Linked DNA regions of Homo sapiens: region 2 is linked to region 1. A link is a loop called in an ENCODE intact Hi-C map of the cell type or tissue named here. Cell type or tissue: Calu3. All regions are shown on one strand. Region 1 overlaps USP7 (ubiquitin specific peptidase 7). Region 2 overlaps HAPSTR1 (HUWE1 associated protein modifying stress responses).

What was found. A loop is a pair of places that touch in the nucleus more often than their neighbours do. Peaks named below come from ENCODE experiments on the same cell type or tissue, not always from the same donor. Only the 100,000 strongest peaks of a DNase experiment are listed, where the experiment ranks them.
Region 2: a loop joins it to region 1, with 2.3 times the contacts of the local background. A loop is called at or near these places in 2 of 110 quality-filtered maps.

What each region holds. Positions count from the first base shown.
Region 1 is chr16:8,910,797-8,913,296 of GRCh38, reverse strand. USP7 (ubiquitin specific peptidase 7) reads left to right here. Exons shown (of 31, transcript NM_003470.3): 11 at 2,470-2,500. Among named protein-coding and RNA genes, the nearest start is that of LITAFD, 30 kb to the right of the region's middle. In Calu3, no CTCF peak of the experiment used is centred here; a DNase peak (open chromatin) is centred at 1,296.
Region 2 is chr16:9,113,786-9,116,285 of GRCh38, reverse strand. All of the region lies in intron 3 of HAPSTR1 (HUWE1 associated protein modifying stress responses), which reads right to left. Among named protein-coding and RNA genes, the nearest start is that of HAPSTR1, 23 kb to the right of the region's middle. RefSeq lists a silencer at 680-974. In Calu3, no CTCF peak of the experiment used is centred here; no DNase peak of the experiment used is centred here.

The sequences.
Region 1 (2,500 bases):
GCAACCTCCACCTCCTGGGCTCAAGTGATTCTCCTGCCTTAGGCTCACAAGTAGCTGGGATTAGAGGCATGCGCCACCATGCCCAGCTAATTTTTGTATTTTCAGTAGAGACGAGGTTTCACCATGTTGGGCAGGCTGGTCTCGAGTTCCTGACCTCAGGTGATCTGCCCATCTTGGCCTCCCAAGATTTTGGGATTACAGGTGTGAGCCACCGTGCCCAGCCCCCCATGTGCTTTTAAGGTTTTTTCCTTCTCACTGGTTTTCAGTTGTTTGATTCTGGCTGCCTGAGGTTACCCCCAGCCTCCAGATGTCCTAGTCTCCTTTCTCTGGGTTTTGTGCTGCGGTTTCTGTTGCTCTGTCTTGATCTTCACTAATTGCCTGCAGTGTCTAGTTCTCTGTGAATCCCATCCATGGTGTTTCATTTTCAAACTTTTTAAATTTTTTTTTATTTTTAGAAGTTTGACTTGGATTTTTTTTAAATGAAAATCTTTATCTCTTCTTTTTTTTCTATGTATTTATCAATTAATTATAATTATTTGGAGACAAGGTCTTGCTGTGTTAGGCCAGGCTAGTCTCGGAGGTCCTGTGCCCAATCAGTCTGCCCGCCTTGGCCTCCCGAAGTGCTGGGACCATGCCCAGCCCTGTGTCTCTTCTTAGTATGCTTTTGCTTTCTTCTCCTTTGGACTTAAGTATAGTTGATAATGCTCTTGTCTACTAATTCTGTCATCTGTGAGATTTCTGCATCTGTTTCTATTGAAGGATTGTTGTCTTCATCATGGGTGGTGGTTTCAGCTTCTTTGCATGCTTGGTAATGTTTATTTTCTTTTTTCTTTCTTTTTTTTTTTTTGACATGGAGTCTCACTCTGTCGCCCCGGCTGGAGTGCAGTCATGCAGTCTCAGCTCACTACAACCTTTGTCTCCTGGGTTCAAGCAATTCTCCTTTCAGCCTCCTGAGTAGCTGGGATTACAGGTGCCCACCACCACACCCAGCTAATTTTTGCATTTTTAGTAGAGACGGGGTTTCACCATGTTGGCCAGGGTGGTCTGGAACTCCTGACCTCAGGCGATCCACGTACCTCTGCCTCCCAAAGTGCTGGGATTACAGGCGTGAGCCACTGAGCCACTGCACTGGTTCACATGCTTGGTAACTTTTTTATTGAACAGCAGGCATGGTGGTTTTTATCTTGCTGGGTGTTAGATATTCCTAACCTTTGCTCTTATGCACAGATAAGTGACTTGTAAGTCATTTGCTTCCTGTGAGGCTTGTTTTTAAGCCTTGCTAGGTGGGAGAACAGGTTTTACTTGAGGGATAACCTGTCCCCACATCCTTTCAGTTGTTAGCTGAGTCTCCCAGGTGTTCAGCGGTTTTTCCACGGTGGCTGGTGGGAACACAGACTTCCCAGCCTGTCGTGAGCTCTGAAGGTTGTTCCCCCCAATCCTCATCCTCTTGCTGGTTCTTTTCCTTGCCCCAGGTAATTTCCTCGAGTTCACTGATCAGTTCTCACTGACAGCTTCGGAAGAAACTGCACATCCCCAGATCTCGCTTTCTGGGCAGCATTCTGCTTTAGGCTACTCTGCCCAGCAGGTTCCCGCTCCCTTGAGCTCCTCTCATTCTCACTTCTTGGCTCTGTCTGGGTTTGCCTTCTCCGGGCTGCAGCCTGTAAACTTTCAGCAGAGCTGGGCCCATCACGGGGCTCTCATTTGTCCCTTCAGGGATCCCTGTCCTGTACCGCATGTGTCCGGAGCGTGACAGCGCTGTTTTCAGTGTTGTGCAGTTGCGTTTTTCCTTCATGACCGGAGCAGGACGAGCTCTCCATACACTCTGGATATACAATTCCGTGTTGGATTGAGAGCTTGTCACTCAGCATGTGGCTCGCCCTTTCACTCTTAATGTTACCATTCTTAATTTTAGGGAAATAGTGTGTCCTTGTTTGCTTTTTATGTCCTAAAAAATTGTTACGTTTTACTATTTTGCCTTTTCCATTTATCTACAATCCACCTGGAACAGGTGGGGGTGGGGAGATGTCAGGACCAACTTCCACCCCACCCCGTGTTGACCTCTGAGGAAATCGAGGTTTTCCTTGTCATTCTGCCACATCAGCCAGCCATTCACATTTGTGCATCTCTGCTTTTGAGACCAAGGGGTTGTCCACACTGCCCAATTCCAAGCTGTCTTCATAATCATAGCTTTACAGTATGTGCTTTGTTCGAATAACAGTAAAACCTTAACTGTTACCTCCATATTGTCATTTTAATGTCCTTAAGAAAGATACCAATGACCTTTGGCCAATGAGCAAAGGTGCTAACAGCACATTTACCTACAGTCTTGGCTACAGGGGGAGAGTTACTGTTAGTGTTGTTTACCTTCTCTGCTAATCCTAAATATGCTGATTTAAATAACTTACACCTGTGTTGGCTACATTATAAATGAAGCTTTAGCACTTGACTTTTCTCTCTCTCTCTTTAAAGTATTTGAATCATTTGTGGATTATGTGGCAGT
Region 2 (2,500 bases), 200 kb before region 1:
TCCAACAGACCCCTCTGATGAGTGTGTATGTGTGTGATGTATTCAGGAGAGCCAGAAATCACTTCCAGGCCTAGGTGGGCTTGTTCCAACATCCCCTCTAGATAAGGTGATCACATAACTTGCCATCCAAAACAGATTACTGTTGAGCCCGAAAAGAGTCACTGTTAAAATTTCTACTGGGACATGAGGTACAAAGTCAGTCTACCCTGGACAAATCAGGCTATGTGATCACCTAAGGTCTGGAATGTATTTGGTAGATATCCTTCAGGACAGCCTCAATCATGAGCCTCTCTAATCCTTCATGGAAGTGGGGAGGGGAGAGGGTTGTGAAGAATCCTGCTGCTTTGTTTTCAACATTAAGAGTTACTGAATCCAAGGCCAGGCGCAGTGGCTCACACCTGTAATCCCAGCACTTTGGGAGGCCGGGCAGATCTCTTCAGGTCAGGAGTTCATGACCAGCCTGGCCAACATGGTGAAAACTCGTCTCTACTAAAAAATACAAAAATTAGCCCGGCGTGGTGGCAGGCGCCTGTAATCCCAGCTACTCGGGAGGCTAAGGAGGAGAATCGCTTGAACCCGGGAGGCGGTGGTTGCAAAGAACCGAGACTGCACTCCATCCTGGGTGACAAGAGCGAAACTCCGTCTCAAAAACAAAAGAGTTACTTTACTGAATCCAGAATATACCCAGCACTCATGGATACTTATTCCTTTCCTTAAACTCTTACACAGTTAAAGAGCCAAACTTACATTCCACTCCTAAACATTCAGGATAAACCTGTGAAAGGTATGAGTCAGGCCAGGAAACACCAAACACAGTGTTGCATTTTTAAAAACCTACCGTCACTGGCAGTGATCTTCTGCCTTAGGAATTTCCCCTTCCACTATTCTCTCCTCACCTAGGGATCTGTTATTGCTTGACTATCAATTAATTTTCAAAGAATAGGACTTATAAGATTTTCAAGTAAGCTTAGAGGTTTCATTTGACAGGGGCCCATTCTTTCTAATCATGAACTCCCTAAAAATGTAGTTTAAATTTGAATTTTAAGTTGAAAAGTCTCTGCCTCCTATCACAAATCTATTACATTCCCCTTGGCGTTCCCCTCCATCAAATATTCTCTGAAATGTTCTCAAATCCATGGCCTCCACTATCATCGCACATGCTGACAATGTCCTGAGGGCCACACCTCCCTTCTGAGGTGCTCAACTCCGCACTCTAGGTGCCCCCATTCCTTTCTGCACTGATCCAACCAATCCCCCTGGCTGCTCTCCCTGCAGAAGACACATCCTCCCCTCCTGCTGGTGGTCAGAGGAAATCAAACTGTCCCTCTTCAGCCTCTCAACCTTTCCAAGGCTAGCACCTATTAAAAAATAGAAGCATTAACATGAGAATACTTCCTGTGTCAGGTACTATGTCAATTACTTCCTATGACACCTATAATATCTCCATTCTGCAGGTGAAAACCCAAGTTTAAAAGTTAATTCATCCAAGGTCAACAGGTAGTAAACAAGAGCTGGCACTCCCACCCAAGTGTAATCTATATTCCTATTCAGTTATTCTGATCCTCTTCCAAGCCTAGAGTATTTTAGCAAAAAGGTGGCTTCAGGTTGGTCCTAGGGCCAGCCTGCCTCTTAGGCCTCATCTCTTTGAACAGTTTCTCTCTCTTCCCTTCCTGCTCTCTTCACTTCACCCTTAGACCGTATCCCGACTACCAACATCATGCAATTTGCAGCTCTCTGAAATAGTGAGGCCTGCAACTATCTGTCTCTTCCAACATTTGCAAATGTCTGTCTCTCCCAACATTCACTCCCTGAGTGAGCCCACCTGTTCCCCAGCACCTCCCTTATGAGGCTCCTTCCCTGGTTCTCCTACCTCTCCATTTTAGTTTCCTGCTGGCTCCTCTTTCCCCCTCCTTGAAATTGAAACTCTCCGCTCACTCCTCAGTCGCCTTGGTGGGGTTCCCTTCTGCCCCTGAAAGGCTGGTGTCACCCTGGGTGATATCCTCAACCCCTACCTTACCCACACACGTTTCCCAAAACTAGACTAATGAGCTCAACGGCCCTCCCAGATTTCTAACTGCCTACTGGACATCTCAAACTCAACACCATCAAAAAGGAACTTCACTTCCTCTTCCCCAACCGGCACAAGCTTACTTTTAAAAAACAAAATAAACCAAAAAAAAATCTTGAGCTATCTTTCTACAGCATGGTACAATCAACCGTCTCTTCCTATAGAAAATATCTTTTCATCTCCATCTAATGACCTAAGCACAGTGCCTGGCACTTACGAATTCTGAAAAAGAATAATACTTCAAAGTCCTACCCCCTCATGTTGAAATCCACTGAAATCAAAGGTTCAACTGTTGATGTTTATTCACCTCTCCAACACCAGAAAATAAACCCAGGTGTTCTCTTCACTTAAATCATTGCCATCAAGTTTAAAACTCAATTATCCCCATTGTTGGCTTTTTTTTAAAGTTCTACCGCAAGACTAAACTTGAGG